Linked DNA regions of Homo sapiens: regions 1 and 3 are each linked to region 2. The links are chromatin contacts, found by Hi-C or POLR2A ChIA-PET in ENCODE. All regions are on one chromosome and are shown on one strand. Each heading gives the region's core, a stretch centred on a gene start or an enhancer-like site at or near the end of the contact. The rest is flanking DNA. Distances are from core to core; before and after follow the strand shown.

Region 1 (2,700 bases), core at 49-2,548, 180 kb after region 2:
GTGCAGAGGGCCTACAAACTTCCATTTCCTCATCCTACAGAGAAACTGAGGCCCAGGAAGAGGTGGTGATCTGCCCAAGGTTCATAATGCTTACAACTTCACCTTTAACCATATCTAGCTGTTTCTCCCTTTTCAATCACCCAGCGTCAGCTAGAACAAGCTACTGAATCTGTAATGTCTAAAATTTCAATAAACAACACGTGTAGCAGTAATTGTATATCATATGACAGCATTTTGGACATAGTACACTGCTGTGTTTCAAACAGGAAGCAAAAGAGCTAGAGTGAGAGAACATTAAACATATCTTAAACATTAATGGAGATCAGCTACTAAAACAAGTGGCCAAAATGCTTGACTTGGCTTCTGTAATTCAAATAATCTCTGATCCAACCAGGCGTGAGCTGAAGAATACAGCCTCAAATCAATTTGGGTAACAGAGAGCTGATCTTCCAAATACTAGTGTGAGGAAAAGCTTTGATCTCGCCTTCATCGGAAGTTCAACAGCATTAGTTCATCACTGCAACTACTCACTTGGCACTTGTGCTGTTAGTCATTTGTCATATATGTCGAATATCCTCAAATAACCTAAAAAAAATGTTCATGGCACAACTTTCTTTTTTTTTCTCTCTCTCTGAGACGGAGAGCTCTGTTGCCCAGGCTGGAGTGCAGTAGCGCAATCTCGGCTCCCTGCAACCTCCACCTCCTGGGTTCATGTGATTACCCTGCCTCAGCCTCCCAAGTAGCTGAGATTACAGGTATGTACCACCTGTATATTACAGGTATGCACCACCTGTATATATATGTATTTTATGGAATAAAAAAAGTCTAATTCTGTTTGGGCCATATATTTATTTACATGTACATATTTGCAAAGAAAACAGTTTGAAAAGATATTCACCAAAATATTAAAAGTGTCTACCATTAAAAGAGGGGGTAATATTTAGATAATATTTTTTGCCTTTTTGTCAATAATCATATATTATATATAATTTTTTAATAGAAAAAAATAACCAAAAAAACTACTAAAACTATTTCAAAATTATTCTAGTAGTTTAAAAGCATGTCATTGCTTGGTATTAGGGTCACAGAAAAATCTGTGACTTGATGAACAGTAAAATTCACAATAAAAGGAAGCTTACTGTAACACTGAGCAAATGCATGAATGGGAATGATATATCATCAACAGATGATAATATATTCCAAACAGGCCAAATCATAAAGTTTCACACCAATTAAGACCACAGGAGTCTATTACTCATCTTTCTGTGGCATCAGTGACATCACTCAATGAGAGGAGAGAGGCCAGGAAAATTATTTAAAGAAGCCAACCATTCAGGCAACAGATGAGGAAGCCATGGCTAGTTCTTTTGTTTTACTCTTCAAATGGCATTCAGTGTTAGAACAGTTCACTGTGTGCTCTTAATTTGCTACAGTGGCAAATAAAGATAGCTTTCCCCAGAGTCCTCTTTGGGAAATCCAATCTGTTCCAAGTTTAGCTCCCTATTTTTTCTCTAATATATATTTATAATATGAATCCATATCTTTTTCATAAGAACTGAACTGAGAATTTATCACCAATTTTACAGTCTTCTAAAGATTCTAGGAAAACTGAATCCTACACTACCCTTAATCCAGAAGAAACAGCTAAAAGGGTTACACAGTGAAATTTGTTTTCAAGTATTCAGTAATATTTTTAGCATTTAGAAGTTAAAATCTTGAAACCTGAAATAAAAATATTACACTGAAAGGGAAAGGAGGTGTATTTGTAGTCTCAATAAGGGACAGTGCTGTATTTAAAATGTAGGTTAGCAGGCCAACCCACTTAGAACTGAATAGGAAGCTCCACACTGAAGGCTAAAATCAACCATAATCCAAAACTTAACGCTTGTCAACAATTCCACATATGCTATGGCTATGCTCTATGCTAAGCTTACCACTCATGATCTCGTATAATGCACTGCAGTCTCATATGACGTAATATATAGAATTAAAATTTTGCAACTACTAGCTTAAAAGTTAAATATAAAGCTATTCCCAAAGAAGTAGACTACAGAAGCAACTCATTTCCCAGTGTGAATAATTCTGTAATATATTTATAATATGGAAAAATCTTATGTAATCTAAGTCTTACATCAGGGGATCAGATAATAGATAAAGCTGGAGTGGCACTTTAAAAAGTCACCTCAGGTGAATGGTCATTAAAAAAAAAAAGTCACACTTGTTCTCAAGATGCTGCAACTCAGACCAAAGAAGTTAACTGCCTAAAATCATACAACCAATTAACACAGCAGCTCAACTCGGAGCTCTGATCTCATTCACTGTAAGTACACCATGCCCAGGAAACTAGGAAGAGCACTAAGGTAATCTAACCCAAAGCCCTCATTTCTCAGTCTCCTTCTCCTCTCACCTGTGGTCTTCTTGCTTCTACATCAGACAGTAACTACCAGACAGAACCTGAAATTATTCTATTATTTATAACACAGTGCCATGAACTACAGAAGACTTACCCAAACTCATTAAATTTAGGATAAACCAAATGACACTCATCTGGTTAAAGTTCATAAGTTATGTTCTGAATGCTGCCAGCCTTCTTCAGGAGACAGCAACTGTACTGGAAGACATGAGTTGCTTGCCTCTTGATAATTCAAAGCTTTCAAGCTGAATGTGTCCTGATGAACTAATGACAAAGACCACATCCAC
Region 2 (2,700 bases), core at 61-2,560:
CTATGCCTGGGATTTGCGTTTTGAGATTTCCCAGAACTCTGTCTACAAGACCTTGGCTGCAAGGAGGCAGTCCACAAGTGCAACTGGTCACTCCAATAGATGAGAAAAGGATGCACCCAGGCTGGTATCCCACATTCTGCCAACACATGGAACATAAGTCACAGAACAGAATAAAATTCCTGAATCCCAATAAGAGAGGAAGAAAAAAGTGCAGGGAAGAGAAATGGAGGTAGAGAAGGAGAAACTAAAGTCATGAGAAGTCAGAGACATATCAGAAGGGACTAGAGGGCGAGAACGCAGGCTAGCACAGATGACAGCAGGGGCTCCCCTTTACTGAAATGTACAGCGGCAGGCACCGTGCTTAACTTTACATGCACTGACCCATTTAATCCTCTTACCAAGCCAGAGGTAGAAACTATTCTCATCTCCATTCCACTGGTGATGAAACTGGAGCGGAGTGAGGTAGGGCACTTGCCCCAGCACAGAGCTAGGAAGGGGCCGCTGGGACCTGCCCGGCTCTGACTCCAGGACACCCCATCCTTTAACACTTACTACCTATTCTGCCTCCCATGCCTTCAAATAGGATTGGGAAAGGAGTCATTCACTTATCCACTCATCGAACACTGAACACCAACTGGATGAGTGTCAAGGCCTGGGGCCAGGCGCCGGTGGGCGGATGTAAGGGACGCGGGCTGCGAGTGGGGGACAGAACACGACGTCAATCTTAAGGCGAAGGAGCAGAGCCCGCGGCCAGACCGGCAGCCGGGATGCAGGGTGGGGCCGGGGGCCGAGGGCGCGGGACGCGCAGCGGAGGCCTGAGGAGGGGCGGGCGGCCCCTGTTCCCCGCTGCGGACCGCCGGATTCTGCGGGCGGCGAGCCAGGCGCTCCGTGTGTTGTGGCATTTAGTGTCCGCCACTCCGCGCGGGCGAGACCGCGGGCGAGGGAGACGGGGCGGACGGGCATGGAGACCCTGCGGGGCTGAGGCAAGGGAAGAGTGGCCCGGGGGAGGCCGAGGAGGGGCTCGGGGCCAGGCGTCGGGGGCGTCGGGGGCGTCGGGGCCGCTTGCGGCGTCGCCGGACTCACCTCCCGCGGCAGCCCCTCCGGACTCGTCGGCCCCGCCGGGCCGGAGGAGGCGGGATGGACTCCGGGCCGCGGGGGCTGCCGGGAGCCTGTTCCCTGGGCAACGGGGCCGGCACCGGGGCCAGCACCGAAGAGCAGCAGCTGGCTCCGCCGGGGGCTAGAGCGGCAGAGCCACAAGTGGCAGCGGGCGGGGCGGACGTGACGCAAATGCGTTTCCGGTGGGGTGGGCGGGGCTTCGCGTCTCCTTCTACGGATATCTGTGGACCTTATGGAAGGTGCGTGAGATCGGTTCCTTTCCCGGGGTGGGGTGGCTGTGAATGTTACTGCTTAGGCCGCAGGTTGGACCAGAAGCTCAGGAGCTCCCCGGATTACATGAGGTTAAATGGAGGTCCTCTGTCTTACCCCAGCCTAGCCCGCAGGCCCCTCGCAGCCTCTGCGAGCTGCTCGGGAGACAGTTTTGCCGAGCCTCCGTTTTTTCACATGTGCAGTGACAGATGAACGGGACGATATACGCAAATGAGTGTCAGCAGATCCGACATCCAAATTGTAATTATTGTCACTATAAATTAGTACTAACAGAGTTCACTGGGTACCAAGCCTTGCATGCTCATCTCGTCCAGAAACTCCTCTCTGAACTGCCCTCAGTCAGAACATTCTGCTTGTAATGAAAGCTGGCTTTCGCCTAGTGCTCAGTTTGCTGAGTACTGCTCCAAGCACTTTAAGTGGATCATCTCATTTGAACCTCACAGTGGTCCCATGAAGTAATGTCAACCCCATTTTGCAGATGGGGAATCGAGGCTCAGAGGGGATAAGTAACTTAGCCACTGTGCCCTCACCCTACCCTGTCCTGTGACGCTGATGACTGGTCTGTCTTTACCAGCCCTTGAGTTTCTTGAAGTCAGTTATGTTTTTGGTTCCTAAATATGTGCCCCGTATGAGTCAGGCTGACCATGAATCAGATGTGATCCTGCCCTCAGAATCTCCTGTTGGGGGGAAAACCCTTAGACAATTATAGAACAGGTGGTAAGAGCTATTCCTCCATTTACCTCATTTTATGCAAAGCCTCCTATGTGTGGAAGGTTTGAAAGAGAACGAGACATAGTTCCTACCCTAGTCGAATTTCCAGTTTAGCAGGGAATATAGACATTAAACAAGCAAATACACTCCACTGGTGAATATCATGATAGCAGAATTATAGGGTGTACCACATATCTAGTGGTGAGTCGTAACCCAACCTGGGGGATCCAGGAATACTTCTCTGTGGAAATGACTTTCTAAAAACCTAAATCAGATAATTTCACTGCCCTATCCAGAGCTCATTGCTCACTCCCCATTGTATTAGGTTGGTGCAAAAGTAATGGCAATTTTGGCTGTTAAAAGTAATGGCAAAATCTGTTACTTTTGCACCAAGCTAATACTTAGAAGTCCAAACTTCATTTTTTTATTTTGTTTTGTTTTGTTTTGTTTTGTTTTGTTTTTGAGACGGAGTCTCGCTCTGTCACCCAGGCTGGAGTGCAGTGGCGCGATCTGGGCTCACTGCAAGTTCCGCCTCCCGGGTTCACGCCATTCTCCTGCCTCAGCCTCCTGAGTAGCTGGGACTACAGGCGCCCGCCACCACGC
Region 3 (2,700 bases), core at 53-2,552, 190 kb before region 2:
CCCCTGAGGGGTGGGCTGGACCAGCGGAGCCATCCAGACTCCCCACTCCTCTGCCTTTTTTGTTGTTGTTTTGGAGACAGTCTCGCTCTGTCACCCAGGCTAGAGTGCAATGGCATAATCTTGGCTCATTGCAACCTCCGCCTCCTGGGTTTGAGCAATTCTCCTGCCTCAGCCTCCCGAGTAGCTGGGATTACAGGTGCAAACCACCATGCCTGGCTAATTTTTGCATTTTTAGTAGAGATGGGGTTTTACCATGTTGGCCAGGCTGATCTTGAGCCCCTGACCTCAAGTGATCCACCTGCCTTGGCCTCCCAAAGTGCTGGGATTACAGGTGTGAGCCACCGTGCCCGGCCAAGCAATGTCCCTTCCACCTCACCCCATCCCCACTGGTCAGAACTGCAGGGAAACCCAGTCTCTGGCAGTGTGGTGGTTCTGACCAGTGGAGGTGGGGTGGTGAGGGGCGCCGGGGCCAGCAGCTGTTGAGAAGCCACTGACCCTATGCCTGCGACACGCCTGGTGGGCCCAGTCCTGGGTCCATGGGCTCTGGGGGGCAGAGATCAGGCCCAATCCTCCTTGGGCCCCACTGCACCCTAGAGCAGCTGATGGTGACTGAGACGAGGCCTTGGAGATCCTAGGCTGGGAGGGCCCAGGTTGGACCTGCCAGGTTCGCTGTCCTCAGCCAGGCCAGGTGTAGGGCTAACCACAGCACTGGCGGGATCATGGCCCTGCCCCACTGCCCAGCCCAAGCTGGGAGCAGGCAACCTGGGCCTGGACAGGTGCGGGTCACCCACCCTCACCCTCACCTCAGCCTCAGCCTCCTCCTCCAGATGCCAGATGCTGGAGGCGGAGGCGGCCCCTCACAACTCCTCAGGCCCCTCCGGGACGCTGTGGGTTTTTTTTTTTTTTTCTTTTTTTTGAGACGGAGTCTCCCTCTGTCGCCCAGGCTGGAGTGCAGTGGCACGATCTCGGCTCACTGACCTTAGCCTCCCGGGTCCAAGCAATTCTCCTATCTCAGCCTACCGAGTAGCTGGGATTACAGGCGCCGGCCACCACGTCCAGCTAATTTTTGTATTTTTAGTAGAGACGGGGTTTCACCAAATTGGTAAGGCTGGTCTCGAACTCCTGACCTCAGGTGATCCACCTGCCTCGGCCTCCCAAAGTGCTGGGATTACAGGCGTGAGCCACCGCGCCTTGCCCTGTGGGGTTTTTTATTTTGGCAGAGGGAGGAGATTTAAGGAAAGAACAACCCGGCTATAAGCCCGAGGGGCTGCTGTGACCCCGCCCCCGTTGTCCACATAAGGAAAATGAGGTCCCGGGAGAGCGGACCAGCACCAGGTCTTCCAGAGAAGCTTCCCTGGGGTCTCCGCGCTGGCGGGGTCTCTCCGCCGCCTCCCCCGCCGCCGGGTCTTTGTCTCGCGGTCACTACGGCTGCGCTTCCGCGCTCTCGCGGCCGCCGGCGGGGCTTTTCCCGGGGGAGCGAGGGCCAGGCCCGGCGTGGGTGGGCGCGGAGGCAGGGGCCGCGGCCTGGACGCCAATGTCAGCGCGAGGGTCGCCCCCGGGACCCGTAGGGCGGGACCGGCCTAGGCCTCCCGCAGGCTCTGCCGTCACCTTCAGGTCGGAGCACGGGGTCCCCTCCCGGCAAATGGGCGCGGAGGAAAGCGAAACGGCCTCGGCGCCGTCCTGCTGTTCCCCACGGGGCGGGGGCAGGACCCGGAAGCCTGGCGCCCCCCGCCCCCCGAGTCTGCGGCCCCACCGGCCCCCACCGGCCGATCGTCCTGGGGGGTCCGAGCCTTTCTGCTGCGGCCCCGCCGGGCACGTGGATGCGAGTCCACGCGGTTGGGGAGGTCGCTGGAAACGGGGCGCAGCAGGTGCTGGTTGCCTGGGAGCGACTGTCGGTGTTCTGAACACAACGTGGCGGCCCGGGTTGAGTCGATTCATTCATCTAACGCCCAGGAGCCAGTCCATGGCAAGCCTGGGCTGGCGCTGGCCTGGGCGCGACAAGACCCAAAGCGAGGTGGCCTCGCCCCAGCCAAGTGGCTGCCCCAGTGACTACCCGGTCCCGGATTTAAGCAGAGCTCAGCCGGGATCTGAAGATGTAGGAGGCCACCAGGAAGGGCACTGAGCGCTGAGGGAACGTCCTGGACAAAGGCCCAGAGGTTCGAAGTCTGCGGCCTTTCACCAGCTGAAAGAAAAGCTCATCGCAGGAGTGAGGGGCCAGAAGACAAGTCCCAGAGAGGGAAGGGGCTGGGACCTGTGCGCAAGTACTGCGCTTGGGCTGCGACCTGTGCAATCCCATAGGGTCCTGAGCCTAGAAGAGACCACACTTGGTTTTAATATGCTGCTGTTGCCATCTTGAAATTCTTAATAATTTTTTAACAAGAGTCCCTGTAGTTTCTTTCTCTCTCTTTCCTTCCTTCCTTTCTTCCTTTTTTTTTTTTTTTTTTTTTTTTTGTGAGACAGAGTTTCGCTCTTGTCCCCCAGGCTGGAGTGCAATGGCATGCTATGATCTCGGCTCAACTGCAACCTCCGACTCCTGGGTTCAAGTGATTCTCCTGCCTCAGCCTCCCAAGTAGCTGGGATTACAGGCATGTGCCACCACACCCGACTAAATTTGTATTTTTAGTAGAGACGGGGGTTTCTCCATATTGGTCAGGCTGGTCTCGAACTCCCGACCTCAGGTGATCCACCCATCTTGGCCTC

Evidence for each region. Hi-C counts contacts between places; a loop is a spot of excess contacts on that map. ChIA-PET counts read pairs that join two places held with the same protein, here RNA polymerase II (POLR2A). Pooled maps may share reads with other maps.
Region 1: a loop to region 2 is called in a pooled map, with 4 times the contacts of the local background. The contact joins the enhancer-like site here to the promoter of CINP in region 2. A Hi-C loop is called at or near these places in 4 of 50 pooled maps. POLR2A ChIA-PET finds 5 or more read pairs at or near these places in 2 of 52 experiments (MCF 10A and activated naive CD4-positive, alpha-beta T cell).
Region 3: a pooled map shows a loop between it and region 2 (5-fold over the local background). The contact joins the enhancer-like site here to the promoter of CINP in region 2. A Hi-C loop is called at or near these places in 6 of 50 pooled maps. POLR2A ChIA-PET finds 5 or more read pairs at or near these places in 2 of 52 experiments (RWPE1 and activated CD4-positive, alpha-beta T cell).

The regions. Positions count from the first base shown.
Region 1 is chr14:102,180,994-102,183,693 of GRCh38, reverse strand. All of the region lies in intron 1 of WDR20 (WD repeat domain 20), which reads right to left. Among named protein-coding and RNA genes, the nearest start is that of WDR20, 42 kb to the right of the region's middle. Within about 2 kb of position 1,298, at least 2 of the 41 ENCODE cell types and tissues checked have a DNase peak (open chromatin) inside an H3K27ac peak, as active enhancers do.
Region 2 is chr14:102,361,500-102,364,199 of GRCh38, reverse strand. It overlaps CINP (cyclin dependent kinase 2 interacting protein), which reads left to right and starts at 1,310. Exons shown (of 5, transcript NM_032630.3): 1 at 1,310-1,355. The coding sequence starts at 1,349. It overlaps TECPR2 (tectonin beta-propeller repeat containing 2), which reads right to left and starts at 1,259. Exons shown (of 20, transcript NM_014844.5): 1 at 1,084-1,259. RefSeq lists silencers at 726-815, 856-1,265.
Region 3 is chr14:102,554,318-102,557,017 of GRCh38, reverse strand. It overlaps LINC02323 (long intergenic non-protein coding RNA 2323), which reads right to left. Exons shown (of 3, transcript NR_146561.1): 3 at 1,192-2,308. Among named protein-coding and RNA genes, the nearest start is that of LINC02323, 10 kb to the right of the region's middle. RefSeq lists an enhancer at 172-672 and silencers at 1,354-1,773, 1,814-1,883. Within about 2 kb of position 1,302, at least 23 of the 41 ENCODE cell types and tissues checked have a DNase peak (open chromatin) inside an H3K27ac peak, as active enhancers do.